Regions from separate parts of the Mus musculus genome. Here regions 1 and 3 are each linked to region 2. The links are chromatin loops, found by intact Hi-C in ENCODE. Cell type or tissue: heart. All regions are shown on one strand.

Region 1 (5,000 bases), 61 kb after region 2:
ACTTTGATAACATTTATTTGTGTGTGTCTGTGTGCACATGAGGACAACTTTTGGGAGTCAGTATTTCTACCATATGGGTCTAGTTGAAAAATGAGTATTTTGGTGTCACAAAACAAATATACCACCAGACGAAAGTTAGCAGCAAGGCAGTGCTTTTCTGTTAAAACGTGTGCCATGCTTGGTCAACAGATCACACGTAGCCAAACCGTCCTGTCTCATCTTCAGTTCAAGGCTGTTCCTCAAGGCTGAGGTTCAACCCCACAATCTATTCCTGATTGGCTAAGCCAAAAAGCAGTCTGAGAAGGGGCAGAGAGTTGAGGGAGAATGTAGACTCTCTTACAGGTTTAAGCAGTTCAGGGAAATCAGGTAGCAGATTACACCTGGTTCAACAAGTGTATTGGATGAACAAGGAACAAAAAGGCTTTTCAGGAGCTGGGAGCATTAGGGAAAGTGGGCTTTCAGCTTCTAAACCTGTCTGTAAGGAAAGAAACGACTGCGTCTCTCAGTTCAGGCTTGCGTGGCAAGTGTCTTCACCCACTGAGACATCCCCTTGACTTTGAATACTGACAATGGTTTGAAAGGCTTTTTAAGACTTCAGGGCAAACCAACTGTTCGAGCTTCCCATGAGGGCTGTTTTCAGAGTTTATACAAAGTTTTTTGTCATTGATAGTTCAGTTACCAAGAATTTATTATTCACCCCACCCCCAGTGGCTCACAGTTCATCTTCATAACCCTGTCCTCAGTTTGATACTATGGTTCTTTATAAATGGCCAGGATAAGGCTAGGGCTGGCGGAGTGCTTTGTCCTAGAGATGAGAGAGTTTGGGTTCAAGAACCAGGATTTGACCTTGGCCTTCCACCTCCAGAGATGAAGCTTTTAATGACCTCTGTATTGTTAGTCTCCCTACTCAGTTGAAGAGCTCTCCAGAAGATAAGAAGCTGTCCAAGACTCCAGGGGTGGTGAGAGGCCATGTATGTTTTCAGAGATTGGACTGTGCACTTCGTACGGTTGTATAATTAGTCACTTTTCCTGGGCGAGGCTGCATTTCCAGCTCTGAGACGTGCATCTGGAATTCTCGGAAAGGAAAAGCCTTGAGCAGGCAGAAGTGATTTCTTTGAAGTTACCCTTGTGGCAATTTCATCAGGCCTCACAATTCTTAGATGAGAGTGGCTAAGGCAGTACCACACCACACTTCTCGGCGGCCGTCCTAGTTTTCCCTGCACATTAGTAAAAAGTTTCTGCCCCAGGTAGTAAATGTCTCCGCTGACGTAATAAGCCAGATCATGCTGAATTAAAAATATAAAAGCAGGTTTACCGGGAGCAACTCTCGGGCAGTTTCAACGGTCTCAGAGAACGAGGCCAAAGAAGTCGCCATGAGACCCGGAGAAAAAGAGCCTAGCAAAAGAGAAACAGAAGGCAGAGCGACAGAGAAGAGAGTCCTAGGATGGCTGGGGTGGAGGCCTTTTCTCCACAACACGCACCTGGGTGAAGACTTAAGCAGCCGCTAGGTCCCTGAGAGCAGGCCAGAGGGGTCACCTGCATAGGAACAATTAGTTCTTTTAAATCTCTTATTCAGGACTGGTGTGTGTGTGTGATCGTCTCTTATGCTTTTTCCTCTGTGTGTGTGTGTGATCGTCTCTTATGCTTTTTCCTCTGTGTGTGTGTGCTGCATAGGAACAATTAGTTCTTTTAAATCTCGTATTCAGGACTGGTGTGTGTGTGTGTGTGAGATCGTCTCTTATGCTTTTTCCTCTGTGTGTGTGTGCCAGAGGTCTACGCAAGATGTGGTTCCTCGGAAGGCCTCCACTTTGTTTTTTGATACAAGGTCTCTCTTTGCCTGGGCAGCAAGCACTTTACAGATTACGCTCGCGGACCCCAGAACCGGCTGTTTTAACTCCACTTAGTAGCTCCATGAAAGGTCACCGCTCAACCAGTAGCGGCAGAGCCAAGTTTCTAGCTCAGGCCACAGGAAAACAAAAGCCATTCTTCGTCTCCAGTCTAAAGCCTGCAGTAGTTTTACTACGACACAGGCCGTGGGCCGTGGATCGTCCCGCCGTGGGTTCTCCTCCAGCGAGCGAGAGGCGGGGGCGGCGGAAGCCGTTCCGGGAAGTACGAAAACCGCGCGGGAAACCGCGTAGCTCAGAAGGCGGCTCACAGGTGCCAAGGCGCCATAGCAACAGAGCGGGCGGGGAAAACGGAAGTACTCCGCTGGTGAGCGGGAGAATGCGCGTAGCCCACCAGTAGGAGCTCCAGTCTGGCGATCTCTCCGCCCTGGAGGCGGGCTCCGATATGGCTTCCGGCGTGATCTCGCTGGTTTGCGGTACGTATGAAGGCTTTGGGGTGCTGCGGGGACCAGAGCGGGCATCTGTGGGCAACGGGATCGACCATGGGGTCGGCGCGGGCTTTGGCGCTGACGAGATATTGAAGCCCGCAAAAGGCAGGGGTTGGAACAGCTCTATAACAACATAAGTTGTTTATTTGTTAATTTAAATTTTAAAAAATTGTCTTTTCGAGACATGCTCTCACCATGTAGCCTAGGCTGACCTGGAACTCCTGTAGCTCCTGACTCCCGATCGCCTGATGGGTCAGGCGGAGAAAGTGTGCCTTGTCACTGACACTGTTTGGTGACAGCCACTTGTACCCTTCTGTTCAAAACGACCACACCCTCCCCTTGCGTGCCCCGCCTCCCCACTCCCCCCCCCCCTTTTTGTTTTGTTTGTGGAGCCAGCATTTGAAAGCCTGAGGCTAAATGTGTTCAGAATCATCCGTTTGTCCGATTTTGGAAAAGTATAGGATTCCTGTGCTCTGTGTTTTGTTGCATTTCGTACTGATAACCATAAATAACACCTCTAACCCAGACCAAGACTGGAGAAGTCTAGAGAAGGAACCTAGATCATGGTTTGTTCTGTCTGTCTGCCTATCATCTACCTACCTATCTAAGCAATCTATCTAATCATCTGTGGTTATGTTTTCTAGACAGGTTTTCTCTTTATTGCCGTGGTTGTCCTGGAATTCACTCTGTAAATTAGGTTGGCCTTGAACTCAGATCTGCCTGCCTCTATCTCCCATGTGATGAGATTAAAGGTGTACACCACCACTGCCCAGCAACCACGGTTGGGACTGGCAGTGCCTTAAAAGAAACTGCTTTTGCAGTACTGTCCGTCACTATCGCCATCACTTGTGTACCTTTGTAGCCCCAGCTCCCTCCTGGGGAACACTGTTCCTCATGAGGTTCTGGTGCGTTTCAAACCAGGCTGTGCCATCAGCGGATTAACACTGCCTAGCACAGGCCACCCATGCTGTACCCAAGCATTGCTTATTCTGTAAACGCCTTGGTTTTAAAGTCCTTTGAGTGGGCTGCACCTATCTATGGTTAATCCTCTCTGCAGAGTCCCTCATTGCAGATAGTTGCCATCCTAGCCACAAACAAGCATGGCTCCTGTGATCGGTTCCACACCCATTTTCTGACCCCTTTCCCCACATCACACCATTTGAACTTTTTCTGTACCACTCTTCTCTAATTAATATTTAAGTTGTCTTTAAGTATTTTTGTTTTGTAACATACTTATGAAGATAAAATGAACACCTCAGGTGTAGCACCACCAGATTAAGAAACGTATTATTCCATACCCCCAGCCCCCCATTGAATCTCCTCTACAAAGTTTCCCACTACTCTGAATTCTGTTTTCCTTGCTGTTGATAGGCCTCACTGAGTTGCTATGGCCCTGCCATGATCGCTGTGTACAGTTCTTTCTGTGTTTGGCATCCTTGTGAATGTGTGATTTGCTTTTTGCATATGGTGTGGTTTTGTGTGTTTGTGGTTTGTTTTGTGACAGTTTCTCTTTCCCTGGCTGACCTGGAACTGGCAATGGAGACCAGGCTACCCTTGAACTCAGATCTACTTGCCTCTGCCTCAGGGTGCTGGGATGAAAGGCAGCCACAGTGCCCAGCTTGCATGCAGTGTGTTCTGAGCAGTACCCATGTGGATGTGAGCAGCCTTGCTTTCTTTGTCACTGTCCTGGATTCCACGGTGTGATTTGAATCCCTTTATATGACTGTTACTTGGTTGATAAGGCATTTATAGTATTGCCAGACTTCCATTACATGATGTTTCTATGGACACATCTCCTGGGGCCAGTGTGGACACTTTTGTAAGGAATGTACATAATATGTTTCTGGGGTCATGCAAGTTTGCTGGAATCTGTTTCCCCCAGAAGAGGATGAAAGTCACAGGCCAGGGAGTCCACCACTGTTACCTGCTGAAGATTCTTCACTTTCTCTCCGCTCCTCTCCCCTTCCCTTCTTCTGTGTTCTCTCTCCCAGATTTATTTTATGCATGGATATGTGTGTCTGAGTATGGGTATGTGTGTGAAGCCCTCGGAGACCTTGGATCCCCCGAGCTGAACTTAACAGGTAGTTCTTAACATGCTCTTAACCCCTGAGCAAGAGTCTTTCTATAGCCCACACTGGCCTGCAACTCACTCTGTACAGAGTCCAGACTGACTTCAGACTCATTCTTTCTCCTGCCAAAGCCTTTTGAGTCCTGGGAATGCTGGTATGTGTTATTGTGACCATGTCAGTGTGTCTTTGATTCTCTTGTGTGATCACATGTAGACCAGCTTTTAATGTGTTTTGTTTAGCCATCACCTCTCATGCTGCTTCCACATCCGCTCTTCTCTTTATTTTTCTCTTCTTCTTGATCCACAGGGGTTCTTTGTGCGTTCTGAAGAAGGCTCTGTGGTTAGTGTATTTTAAACACCTTCCAGCATGTTGCCTCCTCCCCTTCCTTCCCCTCCTTTGGTATTTTTGGTGAGGTTCTATAATGAAGTCAGCCAGTACTGTGTTCTTTTATGCTTTGTCCTTTGTGGCTTTTGTGTCTTCTAAGGACATCCTTTCCTACTCTAGATCTTGGTTACATGTAACGTGATCACGTTATCAACATGTTTTCTGTGTGTACTGACTCAATACTTGCTTTCCCCCCTTTCTTCTGACTTCCGCTG
Region 2 (5,000 bases):
CTGATACAGCACCTGGCACTCCTCGTCCCTCAGAGCCAAGAAGCGCTAGGGGCAGCTTGGCAAAGCAATGCCATCCTAAGTGGGAGGAGACAATCAACTGCCTTGCCTGTCCATGAGCAATGGTTTAGAAAAGCCATTTCATGAACATTTTCATCCCAGATACCTCTGACAAACGGGAGGTGTGGGGATGTGGAGTGATTTTTCTTGAGATCCAAACAGATCCGAACGCAGATCTGCCCCCCTGCCTCCCATCTTCAGTTCTAGCCCCATTCCCTGCCTCTGGTTCTGAGAACTGGAACAACGGACTCTGATCCATGCTGGGTGTCTGAATCTGGGTCACTGTGAGTCTGTGCCCACCCAGGCAAGCCTCATGAAGCTGGGAATCCAGCCATACACAGCTAGGCTGGTCTCCATCCAGGCTGGTCTCAGAGGCTCAACCCGAGGAATACCCAACAGTGTCCTGTCACGGCAGGCACACTCACGGTGGTGCCCCTGCCTCTGTCAGTCTCTGATGAAGGAACACACAAGGAACAAATCAAGCCTTTGCTTGGTCAGGAGCTCTGGCTTTCAACCTCCACGCCTCACTTGCCATGTGGGCCTCCTGTGCCATGGGGACCGTGGCAAGCTCCTTTGTACACATGCCAAGTGTGAGTGTGTACCCCAGCTAGGTCCCAGCCCCAGCCCCCAAAGGCAGAAAAGTAGGGTGTGGCGTGGGTGAATGCAAGCATTCTCTTCTTTCATCCCCGATTGTGGCAGTCATTGTGCCTGCCTCAGGGACAGTCTCCCTGGCCACCTGGCCCTCCCCAGTCTGGGATGGCACTGTATTAAGACCCCAGCACAGCCCAAATACTGCAAACCCTCAGATGGTCACAACCTTGCCCAATTACCAGTGTGTGATCATTTGGGCGACTCACTTGGGTTTCCCCATCCTTACCCTGAAGATCCAGGAGCAGGGCCAGGACTACGAATCCTTCCTACGACTTCCCTGAGCCTCAAAGCAAGGAATTCAGGGGCTCCTGCAGCGCTGTCTCCCTTTCCACATATCTAGCCCCTCTTATGTCAGCGAGGTGGCACACGGAGCCGTCCCACCTTCTAGTTTTTGCCCATGCTGTACCCACAGTTCAGCATGCCTTCTCTTGTCTCTGATTCTCGACCTGCCAAAGTGTTCTCCCACACCCCAAACTGACTCAGGAGCTGTACTGCCCAAGGAAGAGGTGCCCTGCTTGCCCAATACACTCCCTGTCTTGTGTGTCTATCCCTCAGTCAGAGAGCACAGCCTAAAACAGCAAGCAGAGCACAGACGAGCTGGGGAACACACACACAGTGGTCACCTCCCCTCTCTGCCTCAATGTCCCCTTAAGCGGTCATGACTTCCCTGGCTGATTCCTAGAGGCCTTACCAGGACTGTGGAATCCCATTACTCTCTTCTGGCCAAACATATTCTCAAGTCTCAGTTTCCCCATAAGACTTTAGGATGGGACAAATGTCCCAGCAAATGCCCCCAGACTCTCAAAAGACCACCTGTAGAAGGAAGGCCACATTGAGCCTCACACCTCCCAAAGGGCTGGAGAAGGGCAGGACCCAGGAGTGCTGGCTTGGGGGCAGACGGAATCACAGACTAGCTGGCTTATACAACGTCCAGTTTGCCACAATAGTCAGGTTTCTGGGTTACTGAACCGGAACCTGGGAGGAGCCTGGTAGTCCGGGCTTCTACACAAAGATCCCTAGGACGTCTTTGTGGGGACCGGACCGCCGAGGCTCCCTGAGTTCTAGCGCGTGAGTTGTCTACTTGCTTGACCCGCGCCCGAAGGCAGCCGACCCTGGCTGAGCGAGGAGCCCAGCAGCCCCATGCCCACCCCAGGTTCCGCGGGCTCTGGTTTCAGGCCAGATCGGTTCTGTAGCCACCACTGCCCGGTCCCCAGGCTTCCCCACCGCCCGTTCCTACCTGCGAGTTCAGGCTCCACGCGCCGCGCGGGGCTTTCCTGCGAGAAGGACCTCGCCCCGCTTCCTACGCCGCCTGGTGTCCCTTATTTACATGCGACGCCCCACCCCGTGCACGGTCATTTACATGCCCCGCCCCTCACCCAGCTCATTTTCACCCGCAGTCCTCCGGACTTTGCCTGATCGCTGGCTTATTTGCATGCCCCACCCCACGCGTCCGCAGCTGTCCAGAGCTCCAGCTTTTAAGTCCCACGACTGCGGGACTCGAATCTTTGCCCTTTCCCTACAGACCAGCTTGGCTTGTGTTTGCGGCTGTTGCTCATTTTCCCAATGTTTACTCAGCGTCTGTGCCAGAAAGCAAAACAACTCATCAATTAAGAGCGAGTGTCTCCTGCTAGGTTCAGGCAGGAACCTTGCTGCTACTACCAAGAGGGAGTCATGCGCAACTATCCCTTTTCAGATGAAGAAGCTGAGGCATGGATCTGTTAGGAAACTTGCTTAAGGGTTGATGAGATGGCCCGCAAGCCTGAGAGTGCAAGATCTATCCCTAGAAACCACGCAAAAGTGAAAAGAAAGAACTGACATCACGAAGTTGTTCTCTCGCCCACAGCAGCGCAACTGTGACCAGCCTTGCCTTTGCTAGCTAAGCCATCCCATGGGCTTGCCATCCTGTTTTGAGCATTATGGATTGGGTTGGCTTAGTTTTTTGCTTCTTGTGACAGGATCTTGCTATACAGCTTTGGCTGTCATATTGTAGCACAGTCTGAACTTGAAGTCACAGTAATCCTGTCTCAGCCTCCCAAGTAGGATTGCAGATACAAGCCACCACATCTTGCTGTCTTCTGAGTCTGCAAGCCATCTTTTGATCCCTCCTGGCTGGCCACTTGTCTTCATGTGACTGGATTGTATGACCCTTGCCCAGGGGAGAGGGGACTATGTGAGATACATCGATATGTGACAGAAACAGGCTGGCCTGTGATGGTGCTTGGGACCAGCCCTGCTTGGCTCAGGTGCTCAGAGAAGCTCAGCAGAACTAGGCCGAGAAAGCAGCTGGGCTGGAGCCTGCGTGCCTGGTTGTGAAATCAGAATCTAGACAGTGCTGACAGACCGGAAAGCAGCAGGAAGGCCAGCACACATGTGGTCAGGGAAGGCATTTGAAAATGTTCAGGGGCACAATGATGGGAATTCTTAGCACTCCTCTTTCAAAAAACCTTTCTATGTATCTAAGTTGATGTCAGGACAGAGCCAAGGATACTGGCCAAGAAGACAGACAATAGCAGGAAGCTTATATTCCCTCCACAGTCCCAGACTTCCTAAGTGACCACTCTGTTTGGCCCAAGAGTGGGCTGGGAGCCCCAGATAATCCAGGCTCTTCTTCCAGTTTAAGGGCTTCCCGAGCTTGCCTCCTTCCAAGCTTGGAGCGCATTCCAGCACAGCGGATGGAGCTGCCTTTGAGCTTACCTCAGTGTTTAAGAGTAGACTATTTTTGAAACAGATGTAGTGTGATAGAATAATTAGTGCTGTGGGGAAAGCTCTGTTGGGTCCCCTCAGTAGACCCGAGTTTGAACCCCAGTCCCCATGTTAAAAAGCTGAGAGTGGAGCTTGGAAGACTACACAGTAGATAAGAGCCCTTGTTACACCAACCTGGACCCCAACATCTGAGGAAAAAGTTGGGTTTGCCTGTAATTCTGCACTCTGGGAAAAGGACACAGGAGGACTGCAGGGGCTTTCTCGTTGCCAGTCTAGCCCAAGCTCAGTGAGATACTCTTTCCCAAGGGAATAAGGTGGAGAGTGGTACACCAGGACACCCAGTGCATACACGGACATGCTCATATACCACACACACATACACACACACACACACACACACACACACATCCCCCACACAAGCCAGGCATAGTAGCATATACTTGTAACTCCAGTAGTGAGCAAGCAGAGACCCCTGGGACCTGCCAGCTAGCCAACTCCAACTAATCAGTGAGGCCTATGTCCCTGTCTTAACCAAGATGAGGGAGGGGAAGTAGTTCAGACTACTACCAGAATTCCTGACTAGTGTGTGTGAGACCCGGAGTCCAATCTCCAGCACTACATGATCTCAGTGGGGTGACACATTCATGTAATACCGGTACAGGATCGAAGATGGAGGGAAAACGGAGGCAGATGAAGTTCAAGGTCATCCACAACAAGTGTCCTCTGGTGGCCTTTAACTGCCGATGGCCCCTCAGGTCTCCCAGGCCTCTGCTTCCCTCTGCTGTGGAATGTATGAAGGGTCCATCCCTGTAAAGCTCAACCATGCCTGCTGTAATCCCTGAGTGCAGCGGCCATGTCCTGTCCAGAACACAGCGTTTCACAGCACCCAACCTCCGGCTCTTAAGGTCTTTCCAGATCCTCTTCCCCAGTGTTCTGCCAGGCTTGGGGGTGGGGACAGAGATGACCTGCTTAGGGCTGAGCCCTGGACAGTCATTTATGCTCACACTTGGAGCAGTTATGAGTCTGTGTTAGCTGCTGCCTGCTGCAGGAAGAAGCTTTGCTGACCTAGGCTGAGAGCAGCCCTGGGAGGTGGCTACAAACATGGGTTGATGTATTCATTTATGTATTTACTTATATAGTTATTTATGCATTTATTTATTAAGCAGTTAGACAACACATCTGTTTGATTGTACTTCATCTGCTCTGGCATTTGCCACTGTTGAGTTTTGGATTTTATCCACTTTTTTCCTATACTCGATGCTCCTTCTTTCTAAATTGCTGTTGGTTTATCTTACTTGCAGCCTGCAGTAGCACCTCCCCCACTTAATTCTTCGGGACAAGGTCTTGCCGTGCTGTTCTTGTATCTTGCACCTCTGCCTCAAACAGCCACCACTTCTCGGAGTTTGCTGTCGTTGAGTTTTTAGAATTTGAAAAAAATTTATTTTTACATGTGTAAATGTTTTGCCTGCATGTATGAAGTATGTCCACCACATGCGTGTTTTTGGTTTCCAGAGTTTGGCTTTATTTCTGCAGTACAGAAATCATTTGGAGCTTTTTGGAGTAGACATCACTGAAATTAAGGCTCTGTC
Region 3 (5,000 bases), 79 kb after region 2:
GATGAAAGGGAAGACGAGCTCACAGAGAAGCGGGTCTTTGCTGCTGGCCCTGTTGCTACCAAATAGCAAAGCAAATCGGAGATAGTGAAGGTGTGGGGACCTGTTGAGCACGAGGTCATTGGTGGAGGCAGCCACATGAATGTGGCCTTCCTGGGGGATTGTGTGAAAAGAGGGTTGCTCGCATCCCACCCCCAGAGGACTCGGAAAGTACAGTATAAAAGAGAGTGCCTTTGATCTGCCCACAGAGAGCAGTTTTCTGAATGATACTTTGAGGTACCTCTTTGGTGGAAAATATGAATTGTCCCTTTCAGAGGGAGGTGAGACTGGTTTGAACCTGTTCACAAAGGATCTTGTCATTTACCCAGTGAGAGGTAGTGATACTGAAGAAATTCAAAGTATTAAAACTAGTGTTATAAATGACTCAATAATAGATTTGCTTTGGAGAACTCAAGTCACACAAGTGGAATTTAGCTAAAGGAACACTGCCTCCAAAATATTCCAGAGATAAGTGGTCTGCTAAACAGGCCCGCTGCAATAGGGGCAGTTGAGAATCCTAGGATGTAAATGTTTGCTTCGCAGGAGTGACCAGCCTTTAGGTTCCAGTCCCATAACAAAGGAGACATTACTGACTTAGAACCAGCCTTTAGGCCCATTCCCAAAGACATACCTCTAACGGCAGCTCAAAGAGGGCAGTGCAGGATCACAACCATCAGTAGTCCTGCCTGCCAGGTGGGCAAGTGGACCTAGGTAACAACTATTCGAAAAGACCAGCACTGATGTACATAAGAGAGAGTTTTGGCAGTGTCTTTGCTGTGTAAGTCTCCCATCTGCCCAAGAGGACAGACTTGTAGTCTCTACCTGTCTCTCTATAAATTGTTCTAAGTATGACTTGGGGCTGGGACCTAAAAGTGATTTTATTAAAGAGGTCAGCTATGTAAAGTGCACAAGCCTGGGGTATAGAAGTTCATCTGTTCAGGGCCAGTTCCTCCTTGGGCATTAGCCAGCGCCGGACACATCCTCCTTCCTTCCTGAGTGTGTAAAGTGATTCCTCCCTGGGAAGCCATGTTGTTTCTATTACAGTGGCTCTTGAGCACCTGAGTCCCTTGTCAGAATTAGTATCAGTCTTTCAAAGTTGGTACCTGGGACGAGAAGGGGTCCTCACCGTGTGTCAGCCATCTTACATGCCCAGCAGAGTGTGTCATGGGAAAGGCCCCTTTGCATCGGCTCTGGTGTCAGGGGGCCGCAGTGGGAGGTGCGAATGTCAGCTCTGAGTCCTGGCTTCCTCCTCCCGCATCATTGTTTTCCACTTAATAGCTGATACTGATTTTTCATTTAACTTGGATTTATTAAACAAAGGGACAAAGAGCCACTGCAGCACATGTATGTTGCTATTACTGTGAACCCATGAGTCTGGGTCTTTGTTTGCCCTTAATGTTGCATGTCTTCCCCTGCTACCAATATTACCTTTTGTCTTTTAAGCTGGCTTTATTTTTGTTACACAGTGTTAGAAATGCCCACTTTCTGTAGGAAGTGAGACTGACCCTTTAGATGAGTCTTCTTTCTAGTGCAAGCCTTAGTAAGCTTAGTAACATAAATGGTGGCATGGTGTCTGTTTCTGTTTTTGTTTTTCCTGCAGTTTTTTTCTCAGTGGTTCTGTTTTTTGTTTTTTTTTCTTTATTTAAAATTTTTTTTTGCTTGTTTTTTTTTTGTTTTGTTTTGTTTTTTTTCATGACAGGGTTTCTCTGTGTCGCCCTGGCTGTCCCTAAACTCAGTCTGCAGACCAGGCTGCCTGTTAAACTCTGAGGCCTACCTGTGCCTCCCGAGTGCTGGCGTTAAAAGGCGTGAGCTACCACTGCTGGGCTTCCCAAAGTAACTCTAAAGTATAAATCCTTTGACATTATTTTAATAAGTGAAAACAGGTATACTCTGGTCTTGAAAGTATCACACTGCAGATCGGTAATTCTAGTGTATGAAGCTGGCCGTATGCCTTCACTGTGTTAGAGCAGGTTCTGTAGCCGACAGAGGGGCTGACTCTCCAAGCTGGGATGTGTAACACATGCCCTCTCCCTTTGCATCCTTTCCTGGTCTTTCTCACCAGCTGTTAGTATCTGTTCACCCAAGCCCCCTGCTTCTGGACCTTTTCCCCTCCTCAGACTCATGGCTCTCAAAAAGGTCCCTGTTGGTGGCCTCCTGATGGCTGGTGGCCTCCTGATGGTGGCATAGCAGGAGCTTCCGCTAGAGCCAGGCTCCCACAGTTCACACCGTCTCTGCCTGTGCTCAGAGCTGCCAGGGCCCGAGAAGGGCCAGTGGGAGGACACTTGGGCAATAGCTGCTTGGATTATGCTTAGAACAGGGCCTCTTCTGCTGTGAGTGCCTCACTTACCCTGTTGTGGCTCAGGCCTGGGCTGGCCCAAGGCCTTCAGATGTGTCCTGGCTAGCTTTCTAGGAGGAGGGAGCTGTGGAGGGCCACTGGTGCAGCATGAAGCCTTGGGGAAGAGGAAGGAAGGCTACTGTCTCAGTGGTCTGAGATAACAATCTTGTCCGCCTTTCTGCCTCACTACACCATCTGTCTCAGCTTATCTTTGAGCACTCCGGGAAGAAAGAAACCACAATATTGGCATTGGCCCAAGAAAGCCAAAACATTTCTGTTGGGGCTGCTAGTGTGGTCAGGGGCCAGAGATTGAAACAGGCTGTGTGTGCTTTTTCGACGAATCCACTCCCATCCCTGCCTGCTTATTTCCAGGAAATGCGACTGTAGATAAGCTGGAGGACTTCATCAACAACATCAACAGTGTCCTGGAGTCTCTGTATATTGAGATAAAGAAAGGAGTCACGGAAGATGATGGGAGACCCATTTATGCACTGGTATGCGAGGCAGCGCCCTCTAGTGGCATTTTGAGAAACTGGCTCAGAGGGCTCTGCAGTGGCTCGTGCGGGACCCATGCTTCTGAGAGAGGGGTGAGAAAGTGATCAGCTTTGTGGTGGACACGTGGCCTGATCCTTATGTGGTTTATTTTTAGGTGAATCTTGCTACAACTTCAGTTTCCAAAATGGCTACGGATTTTGCAGAGAACGAGCTGGATCTGTTTAGAAAGGCTGTGAGTACAGTACTCATTGCTACCATATGCAGCGTTTCTAACGGGAGGAAATAGAAACGGCAATTGTGGAGGCCACTGTCATGCTTCCCAGCTTCCTGGGTCTCACAGGGAGTGACAGGCCTTAAGCTACCTGTCAAACAGAGCACCTGAGAACTCGTGGGAGTGCATGGGTCCCAGTCCCTGGCCCAGAATGCTCCAAACCCAGCCCTGCACTTTAATGAGGCGCTCACTGGACGGTTTGTCCAAGCTTTGTAGCAGTGTGCTCAGCCCATGTGCCACACACCTGGCTAAGACGTTCTGAGTCCTGGGAGCACATAGCAGCTCTGGGGAAGGTGGGAAAGGAGCGCCCCTCTCCAGTTTCAGCTTGACTGGGCCCATCGAGGCAGGTAGACTTTCTAGTTTAACCATTTTGTGGTGCTCCTAGGCTGTCTACAGTGTGTGGAGAATAAAGCTAGGACAAGGGCCACAACCTGTGTGCACATTGGATACCTAGCACCTGTCGTAGGGATGTGCCTGGTGTGGGTCCATGCAGCTTCTCCTACCAGGGCTGGCTGGAGGCTTAGGTGTCGAGTTTGTTATTCAAATAGATGAATAAGGCACCTCTTTCTCTTGCAGCTGGAACTGATCGTTGACTCAGAAACTGGCTTTGCTTCTTCTACAAACATTTTGAACCTAGTTGATCAACTCAAAGGGAAAAAGATGAGGAAGAAGGAGGCCGAGCAGGTGCTGCAGAAGTTTGTGCAGAGCAAGTGGTTGATTGAGGTACCCTGGGGCCTCCCCGTTCACTCAGGAGTGCACAGTCTGTGTGCTAGCAGTTGAGCCCGGCCTGTCTGTGGGCCCTTCTCTATTGTAAGCTTTCCATGACCTCTGAGAGGAGAGCCTGTGTTCCCTGACTTTCACATGGTCTGTCTTAAGTGCTGCAGCCACAAGTGGAAGAGGCTGGAATCAATGGAAGGCTTATCAGATGCCTTTCAGAATGAAGTTGCTGGCTGTCCCTTCTGTAGACAGCTTGGAGCTGCTGCAAGCGTTTTCTTTTTTGTTGTTTGTTTGTTTTGTTTTGTTTTTTTTTCAAGGCAGGGTTTCTCTGTGTAGCCCTGGCTGTTCTGGAACTTACTCTGTAGACCGGGCTGGCCTCGAACTAAGAATTCTGCCTGCCTCTGCCTCCCAAAGAATGCTGGGATTAAAGGTGTGTGCCACCACTGCTCAGCTTTTTTTTTTTTTTTTTTTGGCTGCAAGGGTTTAATGGGAGTCCTGAAAAAAATCTGTGAGCTGTTGTGGAGGGGAGCATGGAGGCCCTCCACCTTGCCACCCATCAGCCCCTCAATCTTCTCAGTCCTGTCACTGGGTATCCCTTGAGTTCTCGTTCACCATGTATCTGGTGAAGGAAGGCACAGGCTCAGGCAGTAGGGGTCGCGGTTGGGAGAGCACCTCTGGGCTCCTCCACTTTCTGGGCAGGGCTGCTGTGAGTTCTGTAGGGGCCCCACTGAAGGATTGTTGACCGGGTTGCTGGCTGGTCCCTGCCAAGCCTTCCTAGGCATCTGGTTCCTTGATCCGAGGGACTCGGTTTTAGAGGCATCTTTGGCCTCAGAAATGCAGCCTCCCTTTGCTAAGGCTTCCCACAAGGTTTCATTGCTCAAGGGCTTAGGTATTATGCAGCTGGATGGTCCACTAGGAGGCTCTGGACTGGAGGGTGGTAAGTCAGGCATCAGAGCTTGGCCCACCTTTCCTCGTAGTTCAGGTTGGCTCCCTCTAGTGGCATGCAGCCTCAAGAGCAGGAGAAGGAGGTTCAGGAAGCTGGCCACTAGTATGGACCCGGGATCTTTGACAGGTTCCCACAGAACTGAGACTAGCTTGCAAGTTAGCCATGCTCCTGCCACATCTGAGGAGGCCCCACGTCCCTGT

The links. Hi-C counts contacts between places; a loop is a spot of excess contacts. Peaks named below come from ENCODE experiments on the same cell type or tissue, not always from the same donor. Only the 100,000 strongest peaks of a DNase experiment are listed, where the experiment ranks them.
Region 1: it touches region 2 in a loop (5-fold over the local background); 19 of 42 quality-filtered maps call a loop at or near these places.
Region 3: it touches region 2 in a loop (6-fold over the local background); 11 of 42 quality-filtered maps call a loop at or near these places.

The regions. Positions count from the first base shown.
Region 1 is chr7:125,488,733-125,493,732 of GRCm38, reverse strand. Nsmce1 (NSE1 homolog, SMC5-SMC6 complex component) reads left to right here and starts at 2,290. Exons shown (of 8, transcript NM_026330.4): 1 at 2,290-2,320. In heart, a CTCF peak has its summit at 2,243; DNase peaks (open chromatin) are centred at 1,072 and 2,202; H3K4me3 peaks cover 1,659 bases; H3K27ac peaks cover 2,618 bases.
Region 2 is chr7:125,549,274-125,554,273 of GRCm38, reverse strand. It overlaps Il4ra (interleukin 4 receptor, alpha), which reads right to left and starts at 2,003. Exons shown (of 11, transcript NM_001008700.4): 1 at 1,946-2,003. In heart, a CTCF peak has its summit at 2,009; DNase peaks (open chromatin) are centred at 463, 2,073, 3,003 and 3,303; H3K4me3 peaks cover 1,506 bases; H3K27ac peaks cover 1,235 bases; H3K27me3 peaks cover 1,513 bases.
Region 3 is chr7:125,469,973-125,474,972 of GRCm38, reverse strand. Nsmce1 (NSE1 homolog, SMC5-SMC6 complex component) reads left to right here. Exons shown (of 8, transcript NM_026330.4): 3 at 2,744-2,865; 4 at 3,021-3,098; 5 at 3,714-3,860. Among named protein-coding and RNA genes, the nearest start is that of Nsmce1, 19 kb to the left of the region's middle. In heart, a CTCF peak has its summit at 4,843 (motif pointing left); DNase peaks (open chromatin) are centred at 2,692 and 4,852; H3K27ac peaks cover 2,966 bases.